Linked DNA regions of Homo sapiens: regions 1, 2, 4, 5 and 6 are each linked to region 3. Evidence: chromatin loops called from intact Hi-C (ENCODE). Cell type or tissue: Calu3. All regions are shown on one strand. Each heading gives the region's core, and the rest is flanking DNA. Links, peaks and the distances in the headings are about the cores only.

What was found. Hi-C counts contacts between places; a loop is a spot of excess contacts. Peaks named below come from ENCODE experiments on the same cell type or tissue, not always from the same donor. Only the 100,000 strongest peaks of a DNase experiment are listed, where the experiment ranks them.
Region 1: a loop joins it to region 3, with 5 times the contacts of the local background. A loop is called at or near these places in 7 of 110 quality-filtered maps.
Region 2: it touches region 3 in a loop (3-fold over the local background); 40 of 110 quality-filtered maps call a loop at or near these places.
Region 4: a loop joins it to region 3, with 7 times the contacts of the local background. A loop is called at or near these places in 102 of 110 quality-filtered maps.
Region 5: a loop joins it to region 3, with 2.7 times the contacts of the local background. A loop is called at or near these places in 20 of 110 quality-filtered maps.
Region 6: a loop joins it to region 3, with 4 times the contacts of the local background. A loop is called at or near these places in 52 of 110 quality-filtered maps.

What each region holds. Positions count from the first base shown.
Region 1 is chr14:49,970,167-49,975,299 of GRCh38, forward strand. It overlaps LOC105370485 (a long non-coding RNA gene), which reads left to right and starts at 1,473. Exons shown (of 4, transcript XR_007064159.1): 1 at 1,473-2,460. RefSeq lists a silencer at 445-739. In Calu3, for the core only: no CTCF peak of the experiment used is centred there; DNase peaks (open chromatin) are centred at 1,225 and 2,855.
Region 2 is chr14:50,010,950-50,016,082 of GRCh38, forward strand. It overlaps LINC01599 (long intergenic non-protein coding RNA 1599), which reads right to left. Exons shown (of 9, transcript NR_131171.1): 7 at 1-77. Among named protein-coding and RNA genes, the nearest start is that of LINC01588, 6.0 kb to the left of the region's middle. In Calu3, for the core only: no CTCF peak of the experiment used is centred there; a DNase peak (open chromatin) is centred at 2,682.
Region 3 is chr14:50,101,982-50,107,114 of GRCh38, forward strand. It overlaps LINC01599 (long intergenic non-protein coding RNA 1599), which reads right to left and starts at 3,062. Exons shown (of 9, transcript NR_131171.1): 1 at 3,016-3,062. It also overlaps a transcript of VCPKMT not described here. In Calu3, for the core only: a CTCF peak has its summit at 3,168 (motif pointing left); a DNase peak (open chromatin) is centred at 3,170.
Region 4 is chr14:49,862,678-49,867,810 of GRCh38, forward strand. It overlaps LOC105378179 (a long non-coding RNA gene), which reads right to left. Exons shown (of 3, transcript XR_943839.3): 2 at 1-1,772. It also overlaps RN7SL2. Among named protein-coding and RNA genes, the nearest start is that of NEMF, 12 kb to the left of the region's middle. RefSeq lists an enhancer at 586-685. In Calu3, for the core only: a CTCF peak has its summit at 2,878 (motif pointing right); a DNase peak (open chromatin) is centred at 2,874.
Region 5 is chr14:50,042,346-50,047,478 of GRCh38, forward strand. LINC01599 (long intergenic non-protein coding RNA 1599) reads right to left here. Exons shown (of 9, transcript NR_131171.1): 4 at 5,122-5,133. Among named protein-coding and RNA genes, the nearest start is that of LINC01588, 37 kb to the left of the region's middle. RefSeq lists a silencer at 4,926-5,133. In Calu3, for the core only: no CTCF peak of the experiment used is centred there; a DNase peak (open chromatin) is centred at 2,826.
Region 6 is chr14:49,897,008-49,902,140 of GRCh38, forward strand. ARF6 (ARF GTPase 6) reads left to right here. Exons shown (of 2, transcript NM_001663.4): 2 at 1-47. It also overlaps the pseudogene RNU6-189P. Among named protein-coding and RNA genes, the nearest start is that of ARF6, 6.5 kb to the left of the region's middle. In Calu3, for the core only: no CTCF peak of the experiment used is centred there; DNase peaks (open chromatin) are centred at 1,167 and 2,334.

The DNA.
Region 1 (5,133 bases), core at 777-4,776, 130 kb before region 3:
CGAGGAAGAAAGGCTTCATTCTGGGACCTTCAGGGTAGCCTGGCTTGCACACTGGATCTAGGTTCACGGGTCATGAAAACTACAGTGGCTTTCTTCCCTCCCAAGCCTCCAGCTACTCCCAATCTGAGCAAATGGCCCCCAGATGGATTCTATGTTCTGAGTCCGTCCCCAGGACAGAGGGAGGTCCAGTTTGAGCTTTATTACAAATCCTGTAGGTCGGCTTTAGATTATAGACATGGCTTCCTCAGGCAAGGCTGCCCACTTGAGGGAAACAATTTTGTTGGCTGGCTGGGTGGTTGGTGTAGGGCTCACATTTGGGAGTTCACTCCTTTCTCTCCCTTTGTCTGAAACGATCAGCACCTTGTTGTGCCTGTTCACTAGCAGTACTCGGCACACAATCGTTTGTTGTGCTGACTCTCCAGTTGCTCGCAATGTGAGGTGGATTTGTTCTACTTCTTCCTTGTGTATTCTTGGTGAAGGCCGATAATTTGCTACTTAGTTAACAGACATGTTATAGGGCTGGAGCCTGAGATAAGGTCAGGAGGAGAAACATCCCGCTTAGCTTGACAAAGAGCTTGGTTTAAGGCTGGAGAGCTGACTGTGCAATTGTCTGAGCTGCTTTTCTTGGAAATGGCTCTCTTGGCTGAGCTCCAGAAATATAATCAAAAGTGGCCTGAAATCACAAGTTTTGCTGCTTGCATTCTTAGTTTCACAATTTAAGGATTTGGCTGGTGCCTGTCCTGAAAGTGTGGAATTGTCTACTGTTTGCTACACATGACGTTGAGTGAGTGTGTGTCTATGTGTGTACACACACATGCATGTGCAGGACACAGGGATTGTCTGCGTGGGCATGTTTTACAGTCCAGCTGTTTGTACCTTCAGGGAGGCAGTGATTAAAGAGCAGTGTATGGCAGGTTTTCTTTGATTTCAAGAATCACATATTTGGTTTTGTAGTTAGTGTCTTTGGAGAAGAGTGATGGAGACTCTTGCATAGAAGTGCAACTGATTGCTTAGGTGCAGTGGTTTTGCCTTTCTTAAGAACTCCGCCTCAAAAATATGGAGATAATTTACTTAGAAGAAGGCAATGTGCCGCTTTTTGGAGAAGCAGGTGTACCTGACCTTGCCCTGGGGGAAGTGAAGACCTGAGTTTGAGGAAGTCAAGCTTGAGGCTGTCAGAAGCAGTTATTTATATCTGAGTGATGTGTATGAAAGCCAAAGCCTTTCATTCCACCACCGTCACGGAACTAGTTTAGAGAAGAGGAAGGGCGTGCATTTTGCCTTGTTAAATATCTACTGCACTAAGAACTTCTGGTGTGGTTCAGATTTCTGGTAATCTGTACCCAGGCTCTATTGTCTAAAAAGGAGTGCTTAGACACTCTTCTTTCAACCTACTTTGTGGATAAAACAGCTCACTTCCAGTTGATTGATAGACTGTCAACTGATTGTTGCTTCCTTTCACCAGATGCCCCTCGTGTGGGCAGCCTCGTGTGTGTGTGGTGGTGGGGGTTGTGGTAGGGACCTTGCAATATCTCTAAGCTCAAAATAAGGACATTGGACTCTAAAAACTACCAAAAACCATACATCGGAAACTCTTGGGTTCATCATGATAATAAATGAAGTCTCACATAACTAGCTTTCATTTTTATGCCTCTTGAGTTCTCAGGTTTCCCCACCCCCCCCCACCAGGCTCTTTTGATTATGGGAAATGAGTGTGTTTTGGGACAAACATGTCAGGATTATGAGGGAGAAACTTGGCAGGGGAGCAAACTGTGCAATATGCTTGACAAGACTTGAGAAACAATACATCTCAGATTTTTTCAGATAGTTCTCAATTTCTGGTTCAGAAATATGGCCCAGAAGCTACAGAAAGGGAAGCACCACTGCAGCTCCACGGAGGGTCACTGCCTCTTAGACTTCACTAAGGAGCCAACAGGGGCCATTTATGCCCAGAAAGCTGAGGTGTCTGCAGGAGGGGAACTTACTCCTGCTTCCACCAGGAGTACATGGAAATTGAAAAGAGAGAATTTATGTTTTTTTGCCTTAAATGAGAAAAACAGAAGGTAGATCTCCCAAGGCAGAACATCTGTAATGATAGAGCAGTAAGGAATATGAGGAGGGAAACATGAGCATGTTTGCATAAACATTTAGATTTTTCTGGGCTTGCCCAATCCCAGTCTTTTGGAGTCTGTCTTTTATGAGGGCAACCGTGGTTTAAGAGTGAGCAAATGTTAGTTCATGTAATTAAAACCCGTTGAATTGAACAGGAAACATTCACGGGAAATCTGCAGGTGTCTGCAAGCAAGAGTGACGCTAGAAGGATCTTAGTATGCCAGCTCCCTCTTCCTCAAGGGTAGTGTCCCTGGAATGAAGCCACCAGCAACAGGAGAGGAAACAGATGGGGTTGTAGAAAGTAGGAGCAGCAAAAGCTTCTGAACTTAGTAATAAGCTGCTTGCCCCGGGGTGAGTATAAAAGGCATCTGGGGTATTTGCTTTTTTGTTTATTGGAGGAAGAAAGGTGTCTCGCAACATTTCTCTCTCTCCCCTTCCTCTCTCTCTCAAATTTATTCAGGATATGAAATTTCTAAGGCTACTGCCATCTTAGGGTTTGAATCTCTTTTCAGCTTCATTCACACATATTAAAGAGAGACAGTTCCAGTATGACTTAAGAAAGAAAAGCCAGGCTGATTTCCAAGATGCAGTGTTGTGCCACGGATGAGTTTTCTTCCTGGAGTGAGCTATTTGAGTTTCATTTTTCTTACCACCTTTTAGCCTCTTCATTCCAAGGCCTGGACACTTCAGGCAGAGAAGCCCTCATCCTGGGTGTCGGGGTGGGAGGTGTTCTCATCATGAATGGGAGGCGTACCCAGATCCAGCTCTGCCTTTTTTTAACCAAACCAGAGTGTAAACAAATGGCTGTGTGACTCACCATAATCGACATAGCAAGATATGATACATGCCAGGAGAGAAAAAGAAAGTGCTGATGGAAAAATAATCTCATTAGGGAGATTTGTTTGTGGTGATTTATTTTATTTTATGTTATTTTATTTTTTTGAGATGGAGTATCCCTCTGTCATCCAGGCTGGAGTGCAGTGGCGCGATTTCCACCTCCAAGATTCAAGTGATTCTCCAGCCTCTGCCTCCCAAGTAGCTGGGATTCTTGGAGCCCACCAACACACCTGGCCAAGTTTTGTATTTTCAGTAGAGATGAGGGTCTCATGATGTTGGCCAGGCTGGTCTCAAACTCCTGACCTCAAGTGATCTGCCTGCCTTGACCTCCCTAAGTGCTGGGATTACAGGAGTGAGCCACCACGCCTGGTCTGTGGTGACATTTGAAATGAATCTGAAAAATGAGTAGAACATTAACAGATGGAAAAGACCGTCACTGTATTATTACAGTATTAATGCTCAGTAATATCTGTATCTAACAATACCATGGAGCTTTTGTGGGGCCTGGTCTTAGAATATGCTTTTGCTGGCAGGTGCACCTCGATTATCCTTTGGAGACCACCTTACTCTTTGTTTTTGTTTTTGTTTTTGAGATGAAGCCTCACTCTTGTTGCCCAGGCTGGAGTGCAATGGCGTGATCTCGACTCACGGCAACCTCCGCCTCTCGGGTTCAAGTGATTCTCCTGCCTCGGCTTCCCGAGTAGCTGGGATTACAGGCGCCCGCCACCATGCCCAGCTAATATTTTGTATTTTTAGTAGAGATGGGGTTTCACTACGTTGGCCAGGCTGGAACCTTACTCCTACTCTCCACCTAGGAAGTGTGAGTGAGGCTGGCTCTGCCCCAGGCTCCTGGTGAGGCATGCAACCCAGACTGGCCAATAAAAGAACCACATGTCCTTAGCATAGTGAATTGGCTCAGGGTGGGAGAGTGACCCAAGTTGGGCTAGTCCTGGAGCTTTTGCTGGAACAATTAGGGAAAAGGATTCCTCTTTTTTTTTTTTATTTTGAGACAGTGCCTTGTTTTGTCGTCCAGGCTGGAGTGCAGTGGCACAATCTCAGCTCACTGCAAGCTCCGCTTCCCGGGTTCACGCCATTCTCCTGCCTCAGCCTCCTCAGTAGCTGGGACTACAGGCGCCCGCCACCACGCCCGGCTAATTTTTTGTATTTTTAGTAGAAATGGGGTTTCACTGTGTTAGCTAGGATGGTCTCGATCTCCTGACCTCATGATCCGCCCGCCTCGGCCTCCAAAGAAAAAAGGATTCCTCTTTCTGCTGGGGTTCCTAAGCTGGTGGGTTCCTGTTTGGGAGCTTTAAGGGGCCACTTTTGTTACCATGGAGGGAGAAACTGAGACATGAAAGGAAGATTCCTGAATCCTTCGTTTGAGCACCTGGAGCCAGTTATGCCTGAAACTCTATGCCTGGACATTTTAGTCACTCAAACCAATAAGTTTACTTTTTCTTTTCTTTTCTTTTCTTTTCTTTTTTTTTTTTTTTTAAAGAGATAGTATCTTACTGTGTTGCCCAGGCTGGAATGCAGTGGTGCAATCATAGCCCACTGTAACCTTGAACTTCTGGGCTCAAGCAATCCTCTCGCCTGGCTAATTTTTTTTCCTTTTTCTTTTTTTCGAGATGGTGTCTCCCTCTGTCACCCAGGCTGGAGCGCAGTGGAGCGATCTTGGTTCACTGCAATCTCCGCCTCCCTGGTTCAAGCGATTCTCCTGCCTCAGCCTCCTGAGTAGCTGGGATTACAGGTGTGCGCCACCACACCCACCTACTTTTTGTATTTTTAGTAGAGACTGGGTTTCACCATGTTGGCCAGGCTGGTCTTGAACTCCTGACCTCAGGTGATCTGCCTGCCTCAGCCTCCCAAAGTGCTGGGATTACAGGTGTGAGCCACAGCGCCTGGCCTCACCTGGCTAATTTTTTAAGTTTTTGGTAGAGATTGGTTCTCCCTATGTTGCCCAGGCTGTTCTTGAACTCCTGGCCTCAAGAGCTCCTGCTGCTTTGGCCCCTCAAGGCACTGGGATTATATAAATTTACTTTTTAAATATGTCATCTTGTGCTGTATTTGTGCTTTTCCCCTTGCAAACAAATAAACAAAAAAGTTCTAGTCAATACATAAATCTTTAGTGATCTGCTTAAACAAAGCTGTGGGAGCAAGAGGGTAGCAGATTCAGAGAGCAGTTTC
Region 2 (5,133 bases), core at 431-4,430, 91 kb before region 3:
CGGAGACTCCACCAGCGAGGGAGGCTGGAAAAGGCATTCTTCATTCTGAGTGCCAGTTTCATGTCGGGGGCCCATCACTAAGGAAGAAGAACAGAATGGATATTTGGGGGATACTAGGAGTTCTCTGACCTCTCATGCCACTCCGTGATGTGCCGCAGCAAAAATCCTCACTGGAATAGCTCCAGTGCTGGTGATGCCAATGAAGGCCACTGTGGAAAAGAAAAGAATAATTAATTCCAGACACATCAGTAAAGACACCCTCCTGTTATAAATGCTGAGAGAATGGCTTGGGACCACCTGGGGTCGTTCTCCATCCTGACCATTTAGAGATCACTACCCTCAGGGAGTAAGGTCTCAAATCCCATCTCAATGCCTCATAGACAGCTGGACTTACAAGGATTTAGGCCCACAGAAACATTTTAGGAAACTTCCAGGGAGTCAGAGATCAGGCAAGGGAGCTGCGTCCCTGCGTGACCCCATCTCAGCTGAGATGAGACAATAGCGGCTTTCTTCGTGAAAAACTAAAGTGGGAAATGTTTCTTGATATGTTTCACTACCAGTCTATATAGAGGGTCCGTTTATGAATAAGAGAATTGTGGAATTCCACACAAGGTTGTTGGGTCTCAGAGCTCCTTCTGCAGCTCAGGAGCACTGTAACTGGATTCTCCAAAGCAAAAACACTGCTTTTGCAGGTCATTAACAACCATGTGACAAAACTATCTTCAGGGAAGGAACCCAACCTCAACACCTCAACATTCACTAGTTAACACTTGCAGAGTGCTTAAAGTGCTGGTTGGAGCATGGTAGGGGCTCAGCAAATATTAGTGAAACAAGTGCCTGGACATTCTGGGTAAGAGAAGCCATTATTATTAGATATTTATGATGCATTTACTATGTATAAGGGATATAAGCACTCTGAAGGATCACAGAGATAAGACATTGTCCTTGCCCTCAAGGAGTTTACAATCTAATAAAGAAAATAAGAGGCTGGGCACAGTGGCTCACGCCTGTAATCCCAGCACTTTGGGAGGCTGAGATGGGCGGATCACAAGGTCAGGAGATTGAGACCATCCTGGCTAACATGGTGAAACCCTGTCTCTAATAAAAATACAAACAATTAGCTGGGTGTGTGGCAGGCGCCTATAGTCCCAGCTGCTCAGGAGGCTAAGGCAGGAGAATGGCGTGAACCCGGGAGGCGGAGCTTGCAGTGAGCCGAGATCATGCCACTGCACTCCAGCCTGGGCGACAGAGCGAGACTCCGTCTAAAAAAAAAAAAAAAAAACCAAAGCAAAAAATAATCAAGGTAAGAATCTGGGTTCCTGCCTCCCACAATTTATAATTGTAAATGTGTTTTGTTTTTTTTTTTTTAGCAAGTTTATTAAGAAAGTAAAGGCATAAAGAATGGCTACTCCATAGGCAGAGTGCCTATAATTGTGTCTTTGAAGAGGCTGGTTTTAATTTTTATTTTCTTTTATTTGTTTAGTTTTAGAGATGGGTGTCTTGCTATGTTGCTCAGGCTGGTCTCAAACTCCTAGCCTCAACCAGTCCTCCTGCCCTCCCTTCTAAAGTGCTGGGATTACAGGCATGAGCCACTGTACTCAGCTAAGGCTGGTTTTAAAATCCTCTCATTTCTCCTAGAAGATGGTGAGGATGTGATGTGGGTCACGTGGGCCAGGCTCGGGGGGTCATGGGCAGCACACTGTCCTTGGAAACAGCAGCAGTGGTGCCTCCTGTTTGTTCCTGTCACCTCTTGCTTCCTAGCTGAGCCTCTGCCTCAGTGTCCCCTCTCCAAGATGAGGCAACTGCATGTGTGTCCTGCAGCTCCCTCCCTCCCTTGCACTCCTAGCTGCTAGAAGCAGTCATATCTGTGAATCACATAGAGCTCCCTGACATCTGGTCTTACATCAAATCTTTCTTGGCAATATAAGAGTGAAACATCCAGTTTTTCAAACTGGCTGTTTTGTTTTGAATTCATCTTCAGATGAGCTTTTCTCAGGAGAAATGAGGAGTGGGGGACAGAGAGCAGAATAAAATGCCCACAGGAGAGTAAAACAAGATGCCAAAAGACCAGGAGGAAGACCACAGATTTCCAGAGCCTGATCCTCTGCCACCAGACCCTGAGGGCAGCTCTTTGATTTCTGGTCACTCGTGTCCTCCATTCCATGCCTTCGGCAGCCACCACCACAACCCCGGGGTCGGGCACCTCCACAGTGTACAGCAAGTTTACTACCTAGCAAAGTATGGCCCAGATCAACGGGGGCTTCAAAACCATCCACACTTACGTTTCATTCATTCATTTGCTAATTTATTCATTCTATATTCATTCAACACTCATTGAGCACCAGTAGGTGTCATCTAGAAGTCTTGTCTCCATTTGCTATCAGCAAGGGTATCACCTTTTCTATACAATGAGTCTCATTTCCCAAGAGTGGTTTTGGATTTGAAAGCAGATGTTACTCAGAACCTTTTCTGAGGGCAGTGTCTCAGCTCCCCAGGGAGGCCTCCAGTTCTCCAAAGGAGCCTTATACATCTTTGGCCCAGGTTAGCATCCATCTCCCTGCACATCCTCACAGATATTAAAAAGGATCAAAGCATCTTTGGACAGTCCCGGGTTGTCTCCAAGGAAATCGGAGGCACCTGGATGTAACTAACAAAGACTCTTTGTGTCAGTGGGGCTGAGTCACCTGACAGGTCTGAAATGTAACTTCCTCCTCTGGGGCCAGGAGAATGGAATCCGAAAGGCTAGAAGGATAGATCAAAATGAAGATAAAATTTTAAAGGAATGAAAGTAGAGTTTTGTACTTAGTGATTAAAAGAAGAAAAGAAATGACGAAGGAAAAAGGAATCCCATTTGACGGTGTTGTATGTGAAACTGACTTAGAGATTTTGGTTGACTGCAAACTCAAGGTGGACTAAGGCCTGATGTGGCAGCTGGAAACCTGAATGGACTTTGATTGTGTCACAGAGTCAGGAGTGTCTAGTGAGGAGACAGTAGCCCCCTGGGTTTGTCACAGGTCAGGCCATTTGTAAAATATTAGGCTTAGTTGTGGGTCCATGTTTTAAGATACATTTTAACAAACTGGAAGGACCCCCAGAGAAAGGTGGTATAAGTGTGGGAACCACACCGCACAAGAAGCCACTCATGTTCATCTATAAAAATGATTTACGGACATGACAACCTTCTTAAAATATCTGATTGTCAAGATGTAAAAGGGAGCCTGGAGAACTGAAGGCTGAGAAGGACTTCATTCTCAGATTGTGGGAGAGACCTTCTGACATGGATTTCTACAACCTCTGGCCACTTCATCTCACAATTTAATCTGCATCTTCCTCTTTCCCTTCATGTCCTCCTGTCTTAGAGGAAGAATCATTCCTCCTCCTTCCAGAGGCTGACCTCCTCCTCTCCCATCTCCTGCAGAACATGCCCTGCTAATTACCATCCCCTCCAGAATCCTTTATTTTTCTTTCTTTCCATAAGCCCACAAATACGAGGGAGATGATTAGTTAGGTACTTATTACATGCCAGGTGCATAGTAATTAATCTGCCTTATCTTGATTAATCCTCAAACCAATCCAATGAAGTAGGTGACATCCTCTCCATTTACAGATGAAGAAACAGAGGTTAGCTGGGTGTGGTGGCTCATGCCTGTAATCCCAGCACTTTGAGAGGCCAAGGTGGGCAGATCACTTGAGGCCGGGAGTTTAAGACCAGCCTGGCCAACATGGTGAAACCCCCTCTCTACAAAAAATACAAAAATCAGCCAGGTGTGGTGGTGCACACCTGTGACTCCAGCTACTCAGTAGGCTGAGGCATGAGAATTGCTTGAACCTGGGAGGTGGAGGCTGCAGTGAACCGAGACCCACCACTGTATTCCAGCCTAGGCAACACAGCAAGACTCTGAAAAAAAGAGAAAGAAAGAAAGGAAGGAAGGAAGGGGAAAGGAAAGGAAGACAGAAAGGGAGGAAAGAAGGGAGGAGAAAGAAAGAGAAGAAGGAAAGAAAGAAAGAAGAAAGAGGAAGGAAGGGAAAGAAAAGAAAGGAAGACAGGGAGGAAGGGAGGGAGGAAGGAAGGAGAAAGAAAGAGAAGAAGGAAAGAAGAAAGAAAGAAAAGAAAGAAAAAGAAAGAAAAAGAAAAAGAAAGAAAGGAAGAAAAAAGGAAGAAAGAAAAGAGAAAGAAGCTGCAAGGAGTTCAGTGACATTTCCAAGCTCACCCAAGTGAGCTTGGCCAAGTTTGAAACTTGAAGAGTGCTTAAAGTTCTGGATGGACTCAATTCCAGGTCCATCTGCCATTAAAACCCCCAAGCTCACTTGCTTCCAGGCTTTAAACGTGCTCCTCCATTCCCAGCCAAGTGCCTTTAAAGAAGGCTTTCTCTGTGGATCTACTTTCTCACCTCTCATCCACTCAGCCTGCTGCAGCCTGCTTTCTGCCCTCACCCTCTGCAGAAACGGCCTGCAGAAGGTCATCAGTGACCTAGGTTAATCCCATCAGCCTCTCCTCAGTTCTCACCCCACGTGGCCTTTTGTGGCATTGACATTGCTGGCCATACTCATCTTCCCCTACCCTCCACCCTCTGCCACATCTGGCTGAGCCCCTTTCTCTCACCACTTCACCTCTCATCCTATAATCCCCACCTCAGGTCCCTCCTTCCAGGTGTCATTGGCCCTTTTAAAGGACCTGAGGACTCAGCTAAAGTTGGAAATCAGGAATGTGTGTGTGGGACTTCCTGGTAGGTGTAGGGGTGCTATGGGTCTAAATGTGTCCCCCTGAAATTCACATGTTGAAGCTTAAATGCCAATGGAATAGTATTAAGAGGGGGGCCTTTTGAAGGTGATTAAGTCATGATTCCTTATGAATGGGACTAATGACCTCATAAAAGAAGTCCTGCGAAGCCTCTTTTGCCCTTCCCTCTCTTCTGCCATGTGAGGACACAGCAGTCATCTCTGTCTTCCTCCTCTGCCATGTGATGACACAGGAAGAAGTTGCCATATGAGGGACAGGCCCTCACAGACACTGAATCTGCTAGTGCCTTGATCGTGGACTTCCCAGCCTCTAGAGCTATGAGAAAATAAACCTCTGTTCTTTATAAATTACCTAGTCTGTGGTATTTTGTCGTAACAGCCCAACAGACTAAG
Region 3 (5,133 bases), core at 712-4,711:
CTGGGCAACAAGAGCGAAACTCCATCTCAAAAAAAAAAAGAAAATAGTAATTTGTATATGTAGCACCTCAGTACATTGCTGTACTGTGCATGAAGCACAAGCAGGTTATCAGGACACATTCCTTAAAAGAACAAGGTTGAGTACTGAATGTAGATACATGAGATTGTTTGTACTGTATACCTAAAACTCTGGCAATGATTTGTCAAACAATCATGAACCAACACAAGCACCTGGAACTCACATCGTTAATGCCTGGACTTCAGCAGATTAACAAATCTGAGTTAAAGGTAACTTTTAAAAAAACTACTCAAGGCCAGGTGTGGTAGCTCATCCCTGCAATTTGGGAGGCCAAAGCAGGCAGATTGCTTGAGCTCAGGAGTTTGAGATCAGCCTAGGCAACATGGCCAAACCCCATCACTACAAAAAATATAAAACTGAGCCGGTCATGGTGGCTCGTGCCCGTAATCCCAGCTACTCAGGAGGCTGAAGTAGGAAGATTGCTTAAACCTGGGAGGTGGAGGTTGCTGTGAGCCAAGATTGCACCAACTACACTCCAGCCTGGGTGACAAGAGTGAGACTCTGTCTCAAACAAACAACAACAAAAAACCCAAAAGCATTTAACAGCACTGACCCATCAAAAAGCTGTCAGTGGTACCTCATTAGAACTAATAACCTGAAAGGAATTTGTTAACTACTCAAACGTTTAAGCCTATAAAAACTGCATCTAGGCCAGATCTTTTACAAACATTTTAATTTTGCTTTGCAAGGAAGAAATATCCTTGTTTTCAACCTGTGAAAATTAAAAAATGTGAATTAATTCAACAAAATAAGTTACTGTATTATAGGTAATGTATAAAGGTTTCTAAAAATGAAGACCACCTATTGAGTATTCATGACAATATTTTCCATTAATTGCAAACAGAAAGGCCTTGCAAGTTTAATATAACGCAGAAGCAGAAAGCAAGTTTGTCCAGCCCACTGCTCATGGGCCGCATATGGCCCAGGACATCTTTGAACGTGGACTAACACAAATTCGTAAACCCTCTTAAAACATTATAAGATTTTTTTGCAATTTTTTAAAAACTCATCAGCTATCACTAGTGTATTTTACGCATGGCCCAAAGGCAATTCTTCTCCTTCCAGTGTGGCCCAGGGAAGATTGCACACCCCTTCTGAAGTAAAGCCTATGTGCCACTTTACACTGGCTGATGGAGAAACAGACACAATCCAAGGTTTTGTCATTCTTGTCTGTTAGTAAAAGACATGGTCAGTTAGCCTGAGGAATTAGTTAAGTCCTGCATCCCACACACGCACTCATTACACAGTGAAAGATTATTTAGGCAAGAAACAACTGCTACAAACATATTTTAAAGTCACATTGCTCTTTTAGAGTTAATAAATATAAACTCTGAAAATATTGTTATGCAGATAGATCAAGTCTCAGACTTCAGAAAAATGACTTTCTGCTGTACTTTAATGGCCTGCTACCCATCTGGTCTCAGGTTTAGCAAAGAACCGTGGAAGGAGGAATTGAGTAAGGGTCCAGGGCGGTGGAATGTTAATCCTGGAGCTCCAGCCAGCAAACCCAGGCTCCCATATTTAGAAACGAGGATTTGCTCTGTCCCTATTGGCCTTCGAATGCTCGTGGCAGTTGCTTTCAAACTGTAAAAATGAACAGTGAACAAAAATTTTCTTCCCCGTATCTTCTTTATTTTTCTAAGATTGTTATTTGTTTAAATAACAGTACATGTTGTGTAACAATGTTCTCAACTTCCTCCCATCCCAGCTGCCATTCCCACCGTGACTGGGCAGCAATGTTTACATGCATCCTATACTCTCAAAAAGGTGCCCAGATTTCACACTGCAACAGATAAAACTGACTTGCATTATGCATATTTTCCAAGTGCCCACCTGTAATTCCACCCCAACTACGGTCACATTTATTGAACACTTACTATGTGCCTAGTACCTAAGTACATTACATGTATTTGACTAATTTAATCTCCACAGCAACCTATAAGATATTATGATCTTTACCTTACATATGAGGAAACTGAGGCACACAGAGTTTAAGTAACTTCAAGGTCACACAGCTAGTAAGTGGCAGCACTGGGATTCAAACCCAGATAATCTGGTCTCAGAGCCTCTGTGCTGACACTGTTTTCAGAATGCACGTGAGCAAAATATTATCATGGAGATAATCTGCTGTACCATATTTTAGGTTTATCATTTGCAAATGATAGCATCTTGTCATTAATAATCAATGACTTAGAATGTATCTCACAGTTGATAGGGACTCACTAGATATTCACAGAACTTCACCAACACATAAGAACTTCAATGTCTTGAACAACCCCAAATATCTAATGGTTTAAACTTTAACTGGTGAAAATGCCTTGAGAATTTATTGCTTTCCTACCCAATATTATGGAAAGTAAAAACTTAGCTTTTCCATTAATTTTCAGTAAGATATCGTTGCAACAGTTTTCTTTTTCTGTATTTCTATTAGAGTGAAGGTCTTTATGGTATGAAAACTGAATATTCTCCTCTAACAATGTTTGTTATCAATGAATCAAAACTCTTTCAAATCCTGATGTTTCCTAAGAAAAAAGAAAACCCAGAAGTCAAATACCTGGCCTGTGCCTACAGGACTGTGGGAACCAAAGACACAGCTTCAGCCTTCAGAAGTAAGAACTACCACTTACTCTATTGAAAAAAAAAAAAAAAACTGCTTTGAAAAACTAATTAAAATGAGAAGTTTTAAGTGTCTCAGATGTAAAATCATGATTATGTGAAAGGTACTTTCAAGGTGAATTTTAATTTTCAGAACGTCACTTGAATTAATTTAGCCTCTTAAATATCTGTCTTCTTTTCACAGAAGATATCAATAGCAGAGAAAACATTTTATGAATTGTAGTAACGTAGCTTTTTGAATGATATTCAAAAGGCATATCAGAAAGAAACAGAAAGATAAACCAAATACAATTTTACAAGAAAAAAACTTGTTTTACTTACCCTGTGTTATCTTCTGAAAGTAACTCAAAAGGTAGGCTTTTTTTTTTAATCTAATTTCGTTCACCTTTAAAATGTGATTGCATTTCAAAGTAGATTCTATTTTAACAACTTCCTTTCTAGAAAACATTTAAAGACAAAGTCAAGCAATGCCATCTACAGGTGGCCTTTAGAACAACAGATGTTTCTATAACCCATACTCTTCTTTAAAATACCTATAATCTGTCATATCATATTTTGCATCATTTAACAAGGAAATTTTCAAGAAAGGTAAGAAAAAATTAAAAGATATGCTGTGTATAAAAAAATTCCCACTAACATTCTGGATTAATAGTTCTTACTTTAAAATAACCTAGGCCAGGTGCAGTGGCTCACGCACATAATCCCAACACTTTGGGAGGCTGAGGAGGGTGGATTGCTTGAGGTCAGGAGCTCCAGACCAGCTTGACCAACATGGTGAAACCCCATCTCTACTAAAAATACAAAAATTAGCTGGGTGTGGTGGCAGGTGCCTGTAATCCCAACTATTTCAGAGGCTGAGGCAGGAGAATCGCTTGAACCTGGGAGGCGGAGGTTGCAGTGAGCCAAGATCACACCATTGCACTCCAGCCTGGGTGACAGAGTGAGAGTCCGTCTCGAAACAAAACAAAACAACAAAAAACTAATTTCATTTCCAACTTCACCAAACATATGATCCATGGACCCTTGGTTATAAACTGTGGCAGATTAAAATGCAAAGTTATGCAACCTCAAAGATGTTTAAAGTTATAACTGGTGTACAGAAGAGACTCAAGTCATTGGAGACTGGACCTGCAACAATTTTTAACTGTTGAATCCCCCTTCCTTCTTGAGTAGCATCACCTTTGCCTTCTTGGCCAGATTCTCTAATTTTCAGATTATATTTATAGTCTATTTCCATTTCCAAAGTTCAGTCCTGTTTATTTTAAAACCTCCTATTTCATACAAGGTTCCACATCGGATTCCAAGTGGTTTTTTGTCCGTATGTACTAGGGGCCCACTCTATTCACAGATGGTTTGCTTTTTATATACTTTCTTCTTTCTTTGCTCTCTTCTCCTTGGGAAGTAGATGCTAAACGGATAAAAGAGGTTTCCTTGTTGCAGTGGTTCTCAATTTAAGGCAAACATTAAGACCATCTGGAACCCCTTAACAAAACTACTATGCCTCTGATTAAACTGGACTGGGATAGGGCCTGAACATGGGTTTTGTGTGCTTTTAATTTTCCACGTGCAGCCTGGTTTGAGAAACACTGCCTTACTATGGGGTTGCAACCCTTTCCCTAATTGGCTATAACTGCATTCTGATAAGTAGTTTCCGAGCTCCATTGTGCAGAGGCAACCCACACTTGCCCACAGGCCAAGGCATTGGCAGTCCCTTGGGATTTGGGAATTAGCTGTGTCCTGGCTGAGCCCCAGCTAGTGGCATCACCTTATCCATTGCACTTGCCTTTTAAACCACGTCGTCCCCTCCTTCATGTTGTTGCAGAAGTCTTCTAACCCTCAATTCATGCATCATTTCTCAGGCTGGCAGAGTGCATCTTCAATACCCCTCAGCCTTACAGTTCCCACATCACTCCTCTAATTCTGTCTCCATGCTTCGGAATCTGCTGCTGGTGGGTAAACACAAATCCAGCCAGAAAGAGAAATACTGGTCTCCCATACTTGCAAACATCTTGAATCTCTAGTTACTTCCTCAGGCCTTCCTCCTGCGGTTTTGTTTTTTTGAGATAGGGTCTCACTGTCACCCAGGCTGGAGTGCAGTGGTGCAATCATGGCTCACTGCAGTCTCAACCTCCCTGGGCTCAGATGAACCTCCCACATCAGCCTCCCTAGTATGGATGGGACTACAGGTGTACACCACCACACCCAAGTAATTTTTTGTATGTTTTGTAGAAACAGGGTCTTGCTATGTTGCCCAGCCTGGTCTCAAGCTCCTGGGCTCAAGTGATCTGCCTGCCTTGGCCTCCCAAAGTGCTGGGATTACAGGCATGAGCCACCTCACCCAGCCTCCTCCTGTGGTTTGTGAGTGCAGGTACAACTTGTTATCTCTCCACATTCGAAAGCCCAAAAGACTAAATTACATTCCCTAACAATGGACTCCTC
Region 4 (5,133 bases), core at 556-4,555, 240 kb before region 3:
TAGGCAACCTGGTGGTCCCCCGCTCCCGGGAGGTCACCATATTGATGCCGAACTTAGTGCGGACACCCGATCGGCATAGCGCACTACAGCCCAGAACTCCTGGGCTCAAGCGATCCTCCCACCTCAGCCTCCCGAGTAGCTGGGACTACAGGCACGCGCCACCGCGCCCGGCGGTCGGAGACGCTGCGAAAAGCTACTAGAAGCTGCAGGGCAGTTACGTCATTGGGGAGCGGGGGGGCCACGCCGGGCGACGTGAGCTTGGACACACCCACACTGGGCGGTCTGGAGGCTACGTTAGTGTGGCGTCATCCGAGCTGGGCAGCCGTTCTGCCTTACAGGGTTGGGACCCCGGAAGCTTATCGGCGCGGTTGCGGCCGCGGCTCCCTGTGTTTTGATCAGAACACCACGTTCCTGCTTAACAGAAATTGGTCAGTATGCGCTTAATGCTCATAGTGTGGCGTCCGGACACGCAGCGAGAGAAAAACGCAATAACCTGGTCCGTCAGCGTTGCTTGCTTCAGCAGGCCTTAAATATGTGCTGCATCTTTTGGGGGACGTTACTTAAGAGGCAAACATCTGGCTCGAAGTCTTCCATTATTTTCAGCAAGCATTTAGGAGGTGACTGCACTATAAGGAGAATAACCCACAGTAGCACAGGTTGGGAGTCTGCACAGTGCCGAGGCCAGCTCAGTCTTCACTATTCGAACGAAGGAAGCCTGGGGCAACTGTTTGTTTTCTCTGCCCTGCGTGTTAGTTGCCCGTTGTTTTTGGAGAAAAAACTAGTATCGGGGTATATTGGTGGAAAAATTTGGATTTGGCAGCTTGAAGCCTTTTTTGCGACAAGCTTAGGTTAGGAAGGGATAGAGGGGAGGAAAGAAAAAATAATTTTCGACCATAGTAGATCTGCGAAAGCAGACCTTCTGTTTGTCCTCTTATCTATAGTCTTTCCCTCACCCCCCACCCCTTGTCTCCTAAAAACCAGTCCAGACTTTCCCCGCCACCTCCGTCCTTGTAGCAGATAACGTTGCTCCTTCCTTCATGGATAAATTGAAGGCCAACAGACAAAAACTTTTCAACTCTTTGCTGCTCTGTCCGCTCTAAATTTATCTTTACACCTTCAGAGAAGAGCACCCTTCTGTTTTCCCCTCCTACCTCAAACCCAGTAGGTCAAAATTCTTCCATCAATCATTTTTACCCATTCTATCTCTCTCTTTCATTTATACAGATTCCAAGCTGCCTTTCTTCTAAAAAAAAAAAAAAAAAAAAAGTAAAAAAACTCCTTTGACCTTGCCTTTCTAAATGAAATCTGTCTGTTGTTTTCATGGCTGCACTTCTTGAAACCATGTTCTACAATTGCTACATTTGCTTCTTAACCTTCTGTCTTCAGTCCATAGCCCACCAATCCACTGAAACTATTCTAGCTAAGGCTACGATACCCAAGCCTCCTAATTGGCAGGTCTAAGGGACCCTTTCTGACATAGGTGATGTAATTTACCACCAATCTCTGTCACTTGTGACTGCTGTTTCCTCCCTGAACGTTTCTTCTCCCTGGTTCTTGTTCACAGCCCCTGATATTTCCTCCCAGGCTCTCTCTTCTGCCCACCCAGCAAATGTTTTTGTTCCTTACAGTTCCCTCCTAAATGTTCTCTGTTCTCTCACCGTGTTCTTCATGAGTGATGTAATAAATTCTCAAGGCTCTCAAATCTGTAGTTCCAATCTGATGCTGTTTCCAGAGCTTCAGATTCACATTTTTAGTTGCCTTCTGGATGTCACCTTGAAATCATTCAAAACTTCAAATTCAGTATTTGCAAACAAAACTGATCATCTTCTCTTCTTCCTCCAAGCTTACCCATTTTTTCTTTTTATCAATATGTTTATTTATTTATTTTTTGAGACAGAGTCTTGCTCCGTTGCCCAGGCTGGAGTGCAGTGGCACGATCTCGGCTCACTGCAACCTCCGCTTCCTGGGTTCAAGTGATTCTCCTGCCTCAGCCTCCTCAGTAGCTGGGATTACAGGTGCCCACCACCGCACCCAGCTAATTTTTGTATTTTCAGTAAAGATGGGGTTTCACAATGTTGGCCAGGCTGGTCTTGAACTCCTGACCTCATGATCCACCTGCCTCGGCCTCCCAAAGTGCTGGGATTACAGGCGTGAGCCACTGTGCCTGGCTCATCAGTATGTTTAGTTGCTCACTTCAGAACTCTCAGAGTCATCCTTGACTACTATTTCATCCATTCAATACCAAATACTTACTTTTTACTTATCCAGTGACAGGCACTGTACTAGGTGGTAGAGATGTGGTGGTGAAGAAAAGAGACAGAGTGGAAGAGACAGACAAAAACTTAGCAAAAAAAATTATAATTTCAAACTGTGATAAGTACCGGTGAAGGAAGCACAGTACTGAGATATGAACAATGGTGGTAGGAAGCAGGTGGGGCACCTGCTTTTGAGAATGTAGTCAGGTAAGCCTCTTTTAGGAGGTATCATTTAAATTAGGGCCTGAAGAATGAGGCATCGGTTAAGGTACATTGAAGCAAACAAGGACTGTCTGTAAACTGAAGTAAACGAACCTCTCTTTAGGAAATTCAGAAGAAAGAAAATTATCTCGAGGAAGTTGGTCAGAAGAAAATGGGCAGATCATGAAATGTTAGTTGTCCCCCAAAGTCGGTTCTCCCCTTTTACAGTGCTAATACATTGCTACTTGGGCACATGAATCCCAGCTAGAGACCACATTGCCTGAATTTCCTTACAACCAAGTGTGGTCAAGTTCTCACTAATGGAATATGAATGAAAGTTGTATGTGTCCTCTGCATCACTTGCTTAAAAAGAAATCGGTTGCCCTCTACTTTGGCCCTCTTGGCCTTTCCAGCGCTAGGTGGCGCCAGTGCAGATCCACTGCAGTGCCCCACCTTTAACCATGCAAATTAGGAAAAATACCTAGGGTCGAGGAAAGAAACCAGTGAATGCAGAAGGGGCAGGATTGGAAAACAAAACAAAACAAAACAAAACAAAAAAAAAAAAACAACCAAACCAAACCAAAATAAAACCAAAACAGCAGAGTCCATGGATGAATTAATGAAGCTGATCCACCCTATAGCCTCCACCACTCCTACCTCTGGACTGTTAGATGAGAAATAAGCTTCCATCTTAATTCAATCACTATATTTTGGGGTCTCTTTATTATTACAGCATACTCTGTACTCTAACTAATAGAGGGAGGTTCCCAGAAGAAAATCCTGGATAAGCAGAACTCAGAGCAGGAACCAAAAGAGCTCCAGGTATCTACAGGGCACCCCAATGGGATGAACCATCCTCAGTATCCTCTAAGAAGAGTCTGATTTTCTAGTTTGAGTTCTGTATTCTTCTACAATCTGTATTTATATGCATACCTATTTTTATTTTTGTTATTTATTTATTTTTTGAGACGAAGTTTCGCTCCGCTTGCCCAAGCCAGAGTGCAATGGTGTGATCTCAGCTCATTGCAACCTCCGCCTCCTGGGTTCAAGTGATTCTCCTGCCTCAGCCTCCAGAGCAGCTGGGATTACAGGCACGTGCCACCATGCCCAGCTAATTTTTTGTATTTTTAGTAGAAACGGGGTTTCACCATGTTAGCCAGGCTGGTCTCGAACTCCTGATCTTAGGTGATCCACCCGCCTCAGCCTCCCAAAGTGCTGGGCTTACAGGCATGAGCCACCACGCCCGGCCATGCATACCTATTTTTATTATAATTATGTTGTAAATAAAACATCTGTGTCTTGCTTTTCTTTCCCACATGTTACTATGTTTTTGGTGGCAGTATAATCTTTTATTATTATTATTATTTGAGACAGAGTCTTGCTCTGTCTCCCAGGGTGGAGTGCAGTAGCGCGTCTCAGCTCACTGCAACCACCACCTTCCCAGTTCAAATGATTCTCCTGCTTTAGCCTCCTGAGTAGCTGGGACTACAGGCAGGCTTCACCACACCCAGCTAATTTTTGTATTTTTAGTAGAGATGGGGGTTTCACCATGTTGGCCAGGCTGGTCTCGAACTCCTGGCCTCAGGTGATCTGCCCGCCTCCCAAAGTGCCGGGATTACAGGTGTGAGCCACTGCTCCCGGCCAGGTGGCCCTATAATCTTTTGATTTGGTGCATCATAATTTATGACTATTTAAATTGAACCACTATCAGTCACACTAATCACTTTACTATTCTATATATTTCACCTTTATTGTTTTATGAATTAGTGATCGGCATAGTATCCAGTGCTAAGTCAGTTATGCACAACCTCGAATCAGCCGTTTGCTTTTTTTTTTTTTTTTTTTTTTTTTGAGACGGAGTCTCGCTCTGTCGCCAAAGCTGTAGTGCAGTGACGCGATCCCAGCTCACTGCAAGCTTCGGCTCCCGGGTTCACGCCATTCTCCTGCCTCAGCCTCTCGAGTAGCTAGCTGGGACTACAGGAGCCCGCCACCACGCCCAGCTTTTTTGTTTGTTTTTTCAGTAGAGACGGGGTTTCACCGTGTTAGCCAGGATGGTCTCGATCTCCTGACCTCGTGTTCCGCCCGCCTCGGCCTCCCAAAGTGCTGGGATTACAGGCGTGAGCCACCGCGCCCGGCCAGCCGTTTGCTTTTTTAACAGTGCAAAAAACAAGGCCGTGTCTGGCTATATGGGGCTTTGCTTGTTCAAAATGTAACCTCTATACGGCCGCGCGCAGTGGCTCACGCCTGTAATCCTAGCACTTTGTAAGGCCCCGGCAGGCGGATCACTTGAGGGCAGGAGTTCGAGGCCAGCCTGGCCAACATGGTGAAACCCCATCTCTACTAAAAATACAAAAATTAGCCTGGCCTGGTGGCGCGCGCCTGTAGTCCCAGTTATTCAGGAGGCTAAGGCAGGAGAATCGCTTGAACCCGGGAAGAGGAGGTTGCAGTAAGCCGAGACGTGCAACTGCATTCCAGTCTGGGCAAGACTCCGTCTCAAAAAAAAAAAAAAAAAAAGTAACCTGTATGAAAGTTAATTTTGTGGCACTGAACATTGGAGTAGATAATAACCTCATCTGAAATGGGATGTCTCAATCTGTCTACAAAAAACTCCATGCCATAGAGCTCAAAAGTTTGTAAATTAGTCCTTTGGAGACGTTAAAGAGCATGGAGTCATACG
Region 5 (5,133 bases), core at 683-4,682, 60 kb before region 3:
TCCAAGGCCGGTGGCAAATGGAGACCCATCATGTAGGCAAACCCTGGTTCCAGACGACCATGCAGAGTGCCCTCTACTCCCAACCAATGACTTGTGTTGAACTGTGACATAAAAGAGAAATACATCTTTATTGTGTTAAGCCACTGAGATGTTGGCTATGTCTGTTACAATATTTAGCCTATCCTGACTGACACACTATCACAATCCTTTAAAAGGTCATAAGCTTTGACCTAGCAATTAAATTCTTTGGAACATATCCTAAGGAAATAATTAAGAAAATCACCTAGGCTAGGCTCGGTGGCTCATGCCTGTAATCCCAGCACTTTGGGAGGCCGAGGCAGGCAGATCACGAGGTCAGGAGATCGAGACCATCCTGGCTAACACGGTGAAACCCCGTCTCTACTAAAAATACAAAAAAGTAGCCGGGTGTGGTGGCAGGCGCCTGTAGTCCCAGCTACTCAGGAGGCTGAGGCAGGAGAATGGTGTGAACCTGGGAGGCGGAGCTTGAAGTGAGCCGAGATCGGGCCACTGCACTCCAGCCTGGGTGACAGAGCGAGACTCCGTCTCAAAAAAAAAAAAAGAATAATCACCAAAAATTATAAACAGACTGGGCGTGGTGGCTCACACCTGTAATCCCAGCACTTTGGGAGGCAGAGATGAGAGGATTGCTTGAGGCCAGGAGTTTGAGACCAGCCTGGTCAACATAGCAAGACTCCATCTCTAATAAAATTTTTTTAAAAAATTATAAACAACATTAATCTCCAATAATAGGCAACTCATTAAATAAATAATAATACAACTCTACAAAGGAATATTTAGGCACTTAATATCGTTTAAATGTATTTATTGACATGAAAAATTTTCATGATTTAGTATTACATGAAATAGAGTAACAAAGCAACATGGACGGTGTGAGCCCATAACTATTTATATATGTATATGCATGCAAAGAAGAAAGTTTGGAAATATACCAAAAAACAGTGATTATTTCTGGACTACAGGTGGCTTTTAAAAATTATCTCTTTCTTGCAGTTTTATGCTTTTTTTACAATGAGCATATATTTTTCTCAGTTAAAAAAATTTTTTTGGCTGGGTGTGGTGGCTCACGCCTGTAATCCCAGCACCTTGGGAGGCCAAGGCAGGCAGATCACAAGGTAAGGAGTTCAAGACCAGCCTGGCCAATATGGTGAAACCCCATCTCTACTAAAAATACAAAAAAAAAAAATTAGCTGGGAGTGGTGGCGCACGCCTGTAGTCCTAGCTACTTGGGAGGCCGAGGCAGAAGAATCGCTTGAACCCGGGAGGCAGAGGTTGCAGTGAGCCGAGATCACGCCACTGCACTCCAGCCTGGGCAACAGAGCGAGACTCCGTCTCAAAAAGAATTTTTTTTTTAAGTAGCCTGTTGGAAATGGATGGGTCTCCTTTGAACTTTAGGGCTGGCCTTACTCGCTCTCAAAGTGTTAAGTGTAATGAGTGCAAAGGAACCACAGGTCCCTTCCACTCTTCTGGGCTAAAATGCCACCATTAGTAAGGTTAAATACCTATTTTATCTTCACCACTGAGAGCAACTCTCAAGCCCTTCATTCACTTAGCTTCAGGGCTCAGTTCTGACATAGTGCTCTGGCTTTAAGGAAAGATGTACCTTTTTATCACAATGTTTTTCAGGATTTTCTCAGAGTTGCTGGGCCTCAGAACTCTCTTCTTTTGAGTCCTAATTTGGATAATTTGGGAAACTGCAGCCACAGGTCCTCCCTCCCTTGAGATTGGCTGAGTGAGGCAGACTACGCCTACAGCGCAGAAAGCAGGGCAGGAAATCATACTCTAATCATAGGTCTTTATTCAGAAACCCAGCAGCCTCACTACCAAATAACCTCAGGAGTCCTAAAGCCTCAGTGTCCTGACCTATAAGATCAAAGAGTCTCATGTGATGTCCCCAAGTGGACTTTTAATAAAAAGTAGCACTGCCAGTTTCTGTTTTGACCTTCCAACCACAGGATCATGCCAACATTCAGTAGTAAATGCATTTTTTTTTCCTGCCAAATCGACTCCTTGTTCTTTTCAACACATCCTCACACAGAGGGAACAAGCCACTGAGGTTTCCTGTTGAGGAAGGTTCTTTGGTGTTCTGTGAGGAAACCATATATTCAAAGAAACCATGTGTAAGTTTTCTGTGTAGTAGGACAGAACTACCTTAATTTAACTTGATGTCTTTTCGACAAACCATGTACCCCTAACATGAAGAAATGGAAGGAAGGTGTTTATTTTCATCCCAGCTCTTACTCTGCTGCATTGTTCCTGTGTACATTTCTCTTATTCCACAGAGTAGGAGCTTCTTGAGGACCATGACAGTCATTTATTTCTCCCTCCCTGCTCCTGGCACTAGCAGGACCTCCCTTCCTCCCTCTTAACAAAGTTTTCAGTGAATAAGTGAATGAATGAACTTTCCCCTGTTTCCTTATGGGTTTCAACCAGCACAGACTACCTGCCTTTGTTAAAATGGTTCCTGTGTGTCTTTGTCTCTACGGGCACTGTGTTTTATGGGTTTCTCGAAACCTTCCCATGCACACAGTAGTGTAGCAGTAAGATCAGCTACATACATTGTAGGACCCACTGAAAAATGAAAATGCAGGGCCCCTTGTTCAAAAATTATTTACAATGTCAAATTATTCAAAATTAATAAAATTAATTTTTAAACCCTAAATTAAATAGTAAATGATTAAGAATTTCAAAGCTTTGCAGGGTACAGCAGCACAGGCAAGCCTGGTTCTCGTCCACCACATGGCTCAGCTTCCTGTTCCTCCCCTCTGCTCGGAGTCACAGTCCCGAGGCCAGCGGGGTGTTTACCGACTTGGGCCTACCCACACCCTGCCCTGCATCCTGTCACCAGAGTTTCATTTGGAGTCCTGAGCAAAGGTCTCCAATTGCTGATTCTACTGCCAACAGAAAACACTCTCCCCCTTCTGGATGTGTTGGCAGGAAAACCAAATTTTTATCTCTCCAGGTCAGCTAAAATCTTGAGGCCAGTTAACTTTCCCAGTGATCTCATCCGAATCATCCTTCACTTCTGCCCCCAGTGAAACTGAATCTGCACTCTGCCCGACTCTCAGCCCAAGTGAGGTGCCACACCCACACCTCACTTGTCTTCTACTGAGGCCTTTCCTGATAACCCGTTTCCCTGGGTTGCCCTCTCTCACCCTTGAGACCCCTGTTCAGTTGTGAACAGTCTCTCCATTCTATGGCTGCAGACTCTTGACTGAAATCTGTTTGCCTCCATCAAAACTAGATGTTTCCAAGGAAACCACCTGCCCCTGTGTGGCTCTAACAGTTCCCAAGTGGAATCTTCCAGTGCCTCTCCCCACTGCCAGATCTGCCATCACCACAGAAAAGCTGAATTTTCATGTGTGAATCAGCCAGTATCCTGGCCTCAAATTTGTTCACCTCCTTAACTTTGGTGACCATTGTCTCCTCTCCACCTCAGCCATCTCTATATCCTGTACATTCTCAAAACTCAGAACTGAAATGGTAAACTTCAATATCCCTAAACTTATTGAAAACACACAAACTCCAATATCCCACATTCTCATTTCAATTCCTTGGTTTCCAGCATTCATACTGTCAAACATCAGCATTTTTGTGCTCCTCCACATGGCCTGTCTCCATGTGGAGAGCTTGGGCTTCCTCACAGCATGGTGGTCTCGAGGTAGTCAGACTTGCTACATGGTAGCTGGTCTCCAAGAGTAAAAGCAGACGCTGATAAACCTTTTGAAAGTTAGGCCCAGAACTGGCACAGCATCCTCTCTGCCTTGTTCTGTCAGTCAAAGCAAGTAATAAGAAATCATGAGGTGAGTCCAGATTCAATGGAAGGAGAAATAAACTTCACCTCTTGAACAGTGGAGCAGCATGTGTATACAATGGGAGAAGGATTTGATGGTGGCCATTTTTGGACACTGTCTACTACAGAGGAGAGAGAAAATAAATATATAGACAAACAGGAAAATACCAGATAGTAATTGTCAGGCCTCTGAGCCCAAGCTAAGCCATCATATTCCCTGTGACCGGCAGGTATACATACAGATGGCCTGAAGTAACTGAAGAATCACAAAAGAAGTGAAAATGGCCTGTTCCTGCCTTAACTGATGACCTTACCTTGTGAAATTCCTTCTCCTGGCTCAAAAGCTCCCCCACTGAGCACCTTGTGACCCCCACCCCTGCCTGCCAGAGAACAACCGCCTTTGACTGTAATTTTCCACTACCTACGCAAATCCTATAAAACGGCCCCACCCCTATCTCCCTTCGCTGACTCTCTTTTCGGACTCAGCCCGCCTGCACCCAGGTGAAATAAACAGCCTTGTTGCTCACACAAAGCCTGTTTGGTGGTCTTGTCACACGGACGCAAGTGAAAGTAGTAAGAGCTGTTCAGAGAATCGAAACAGGGTGATTTGATGGAGAATGACTGAGGAACTCCTGGAGATTGAGGGGGTTGTCAGGGAAAGTCTCTCTCAGGAAGTGATGTTTAAATTACAACTTGTGGCTGGGCGTGGTGGCTCACGCCTGTAATCCCAGCACTTTGGGAGGCCAAGGCTGGTGGATCATCTGAGGAAAGGAGTTCGAGATCAGCCTGGCCAACATGGTGAAACCCCATCTCTATTAAAAATACAAAAATTAGCTGGATGCAGCGCTAGGCTCCTGTAATCCCAGCTACTCAGGAGGCTGAGGTGGGAAAATCGCTTGAACCCAGGAGGCAGAGGTTGCAGTGAGCTGAGATTGCGCCATTGCACTCCAGCCTGGGCGACAAGAGTGAAACTCCGTCTCAAAAAATAAAAATAGAAATAAATTACAATTTGAAAAGCAAGAATTTCCAGCTGTGTGAAGGTCCAGGCAGGAAGAAGAGCCAGCAGAAATGCTCTAACATGGGACTGAGCCAGGCAAGTTTAAGGAATAGAAAGACCACATGTTAGGAGTGTAGAAAAGGACAGGGAGCATGGGCTGGAAAACAGGTCAGACAAGTGGGAAGGGCCAGATCAAGTGAATCAGGGGAAGGAAGCTGGACTTTATTCCCAGAACCATTCATGGAAAGTGATTGAAGGGTTTGCAGCAGAGAGGGGACATAATATGACTTACATTAGTGAAAGG
Region 6 (5,133 bases), core at 358-4,357, 210 kb before region 3:
GTTGGTAAAGCACTAATATGCAGAAAATAAAGGAATTACACAGTGCAGTTTCTCACGTTATGTTACTCGCTTGAACTAGATAAGTGGGACGTGTGGTGTGTCGGGCCATGTTATTCTCCAGGGTATATGGTAAAAAGTGACTTAATTTGGAAGTTGCCTGACTTTTGTAAGAAAAAAAAATCAATTTGGTTCTTGTAAATGCTGGCTGTTTGAGGTAATGCGCCCTGTTTTAGTTCCACCAACTTAATCTGATTGTATGATAATTTAGAATACCACAGTTAAACAATTTTTAAAATTTGAGGTCCCATAGCAGTCTTTATTCTGCTGTTTTTTCCAAATTACAACCTTAGCATTTTTAGAAGTAGAGAATTGTGTCTAAAGAATTGGCCTTAAGTCTTAAATTCAGGCCTTAATTCTTTATAGACTTTTGGATTTCAAAGTTTCTTTTAGAGGTCAAATTGTTTGTCCTATCGAAATGGCAAAACTGTATTCATTTAGAAAGTAAAATAGTATCATAGAGGATAAGGTTGGAAGAAAGAAAAGTAAAAGATGAATAACTTGTTGGATAAAAGGGTTTGAAAGACATTCTTGTAAGCCTTTCCTCCTATATCAGCAATTTTTATAGTGTGATTTTAGAATGTCTTCATGTGATCTCTAGTATGATTTAACCCCATGTTAATATTTATTAATATATTTAGTACTGTGGTTAAGATACTGTGACAAAGTATCAATTTTTCAGTGCTAGCAGTAGAAAATATTTTCCCCATGAATGGGTTTTTATGTTTTAATATAAGCTTAGAAGTAGCCATAATCTGAATGGTGATGGAGCTTACAAAATTCCAAAAGTTATTTTCTCAATACCTTGCCCAATATGTATCAGGATTACAAGTAAGGTAAGTTGTATCTTTCCTTATAGGTAAAAACTGTATTTGTAAAACCACATACAGCAATTATAAGAAATTTTTAAGTGATTAGTCACTGAACATAATATATTTGGAGTATAATATTCAATATTATCTAGCCTTTTGCTTTAATTAAATGGTAAGGATTAGTAAAGGTTACAGTATTAGAGAGTTTACAAAAATGGAATGTTGGGAGATGGAGCCATAGAAGAGGCAAAGCAACTTGTTGCTTTGCCAAACAAAAGTTGCCAGACTAGACTAGTGAGCTGAACAGGCAAGGAACACAGAGGTGAGATCAAGGAAGGCAGAACAAGAATGGAGCGGGATTTAGGAATTAAAGCAAATCTGCAATTAAATATAACTGAAGTAATGGTAAATTTCAAGAGAACTAGACTGTAAGAACTAACCTCACATTGTGGGAAAATAAAAATTTTAACCTTTTCCCCCTTTATTTGAAATGTTCTATGACTACTTGAAAGAATTTAAAAATGAAAGTATTTGTCAGTTTTGTCCTTGAATATCTTTCATTTGTTATAGAATACATATTTTGTCCATAGTATTTTGTTTTATAAGTGTGAGGGTAGATTTTTTTATTGAGAGCCTACTAATATGCCTGGCACTGTTGAGGTGCAGGAGATCGACAGTGAAAAAAAAAACAAAAAATCTGTATTCATGGAACTTACCTGGAGGGTTGGGGGCAGAGAACAAAGATCAGATGATAAGTAAAAGTCTGTTAGGTTATATGCTATATATTGTACAATATGTTATGTATGTACACATATTAGGGAATAGGTAGGTGTGTTCGGAGAAGACCTCATTGAGGTGATGTTTGAGCAGATACTTGAGGAAATGTTAATATTGGTATAATTGACATAGTCACAGAAAGATAATAGTACAGTGTAAAGCAGAGGTGGGAAAACTGGCCAAGGGCAAATCTGGCTGCAGCCTGTTTTTTATAGGGACTGTGCTAGAATGGGTGTTACATTTTTAAAGGATTTGTAAAGTTTTTAAGAAAAAACCACGAATATGTGACAGACAATATATGGCCTGAAAAGCCTAAAATGTTTACTATCTGGCTCTTAGGAAAAACATTTAACCTCGAGTGTAAAGCCAATTTTTAAAACATTATCAAAATTTATAGGAAATGGAACAATTGAAAGTGAAAGGCCATTGTTAAATGAATCTAATCAAAATTTTAGGACACAGAGGCTGGGCGCGGTGGCTCACGCCTGTAATCCCAGCACTTTTGGAGGCCAAGGCGGGCGGATCACGAGGTCAGGACATTGAGACCATCCTGGCTAACACTGAAACCCCATCTCTACTAAAAATACAAAAAATTAGCCGGGCGAGGTGGTGTGTGCCTGTAGTCCCAGCTACTCGGGAGGCTGAGGCAGAATGGTGTGAACCTGGGAGGTGGAGCTTGCAGTGAGCCGAGAGCGGGCCACTGCCACTCCAGCCTGGGTGACAGAGCGAGACTCCGTCCCAAAAAAAAAAAAAAAAAAAAAATTAGCGCACAGTGACATAGAATTTCCACATTTTATACATTTAGTGAGCTAAGACTTGTTATTGAGTAGTCTAACCTGGATTTTGTTTTTCTAAATGAGTTTAAATGCGTGAAATCAGTAGTTTCTCAGTTTTGATTTTAACACAGTTGTTTAAAACTGTGTGAGTCACTTCATTTTAAATATTTCTTTTATTTTTGTGGTAGTTTTACTGGTCTTTGGATTTAAGTTAAATGTGATTCTCTGTTACGTGTCCTTTCTTCCAGATAACCTAGATTAGTTTGGTGTAGGTTCAGATAACATCGTTTAACTGTGGCTTTTTTATCCACTCTTTCTGTAATTAAGTCATAAGTCTATTATTTTTATGGAGAAAGTTTGTAAGGGGAAGTGTTTTATTGACGTGGAAACTTATGGTGCATGATATTTGGTTTCCAGTATTATTCCTCTAACCAATATAAACTAGAAAAATTTGCTTCACACATGGATTATTTCTTGCCTAGAGGGTTATATATTAATACTAAATCATACTAAATAATTTCTACAAGTAGGATGAGAAATCTATATTTTAAACTATTTAAACTATTACAAAGTTGTGAAACCTATAACTATTTTAGACTACTACAAAGTAATCTAGCGGAAGTTATGGAAGTAAATTTTATTGAGGACATTTAGAAATGAGCTTTAAAGAAATGAAAACATTTGTAGTTCATAGAAAGACCTATGTGAAACTAGTTATTTATGATTATAAAAGTTGTTTTCCATTACAACTGAATAGCCTGAGAAGGTTATAGCATATGAGAGGGAAAAAAAAACATTGTTGTGGTAGAGCAGAAATTTGGATCTTTGAAGTTGGTTATAATAAGGCAAACCAAAGTGCTTTCTCTGCATGTCTTTATTTTTTATTTTATTTATTTATTTATTTATTTTTGAGGTGGAGTCTCGCTCTTGTAGCCCAGGCTGGAGTGCAGTGGCTCCATCTCAGCTCAGTTCAAGTGATTGTCCCGCTTCAGCCTCCCGTGTAGCTGGGATTACAGGCATGCGCCACCACGCCCAGCTAATTTTGTATTTTTAGTAGCGATGGGGTTTCACCGTGTTGGCTGTTCTCGAACTCCTGAGCTCAGGCAATCCACCCGCCTCGGCCTCCCAAAGTGCTGGGGTTATAGGTGTGAGCCACCGTGCCTGCCCATGTGTTTATTTATTTATTTATTTGAGAAGGAGTCTCGCTCAGTCACCCAGGCTGGAGTGCAGTGGCGCGATCTCGGCTCACTGCAACCTCCGCCTCCCAGGTTCAAGAGATTCTCCTGCCTCAGCCTCCCAAGCAGCTGGGACCACAGGTGCACCACAACACCTGGTTAGTTTTTTTTTTTTGGTTTTGTTTTTTTTTTTTTGTATTTTTAATGGAGATGGAATTTCACCATGTTGGCCAGGCTAGCCTCGAACTCCTGACCTCAGGTGATCCACCCACTTTGGCCTCCCAAAGTCCTGGGATTACAGGTGTGAGCCACCGCGCCCGGCCCACGTGTTTATTTTTAAAAGTTAGTTTTATGAATAAGTCCTAGGTTGGAGTTAGGCCTAAGGAAATCAAACTCAGAAATATTCTAAGAATAGTAAGAGTTAGCATTTACTGAATGTTTGCCATGTGTCAGGCATTGTTCTAAGCATTGAATGGGTATTAATTCTCTAAATCCTCACAGCCACCTTGGGAGATAGGGCTCTCATTTTATAGTTGAAAAAACTGAGGCATACAGAGGTATATGTTAATAAGTAGCAGAGCCTGAATTTGGATTCAGGTAGTCTCTGCTGTACTATGAATGTGACTAAGGTGAACCAGTGCTTACTCATGTTCTTAGTATCTTTTTGGTGTATGTTTTCTTATAAATACCTGGCTTTAAGTAAATTTCCTATAATTTTCTTATTTTATCATCAATAAGATTTATTTATTTATTGAGACGGAGTCTTGCTTTGTCGCCCAGGCTGGAGTGCAGTGGCGCGATCTCGGCTAACTGCAAGCTCCGCCTCCCGGGTTCAGGCCATTCTCCTGCCTCAGCCTCCCGAGTAGCTGGGACTATAGGCGCCCGCCACCGCGCCCGGCTAATTTTTTTGTATTTTCAGTAGAGACGGGGTTTCACCGTGTTAGCCAGTATGGTCTCGATCTCCTGAACTCATGATCCGCCCGCCTCGGCCTCCCAAAGTGCTGGGATTACAGGCGTGAGCCACCGCGCCCGGCCATCAATAAGTTTTGAGTCCCTGTATAATTTCACTCTTGTGTACAGTGGAAAACACAGTATTAGGCACTTAGGGAACTTTTTTTTTCTGTAAAAATCAAATTTGACTGCTTGATAGTGAATTTGACAGATCATTGTGAAAAATAGGAAAAATTAAAATTTTCACTCAGCTGATTATTTGTATACTTATATATAGATTTCTTTTAAGAAAAGTTTTATATGGAATGCTTCATGAATTTGTGTCATCCTTGCACAGGGGCCATGTAATCTCTGTATTGTTCCAATTTTAGTATATGTGCTGCTGAAGTGAGCATCCCAGTTAAATTTCAATTAGATAAACTATTTTTTTAGTACAACTGCATCCCAAGCAATATACTAAAATTATATATTAAATTATATATACTATATATATAAATTATATACTAAAACTTAAATTGAAATTTAACTGGCCATCCTATATTTTACCTACAATCCTATATCTGACTTTGAGTGGTACGAAAGGAG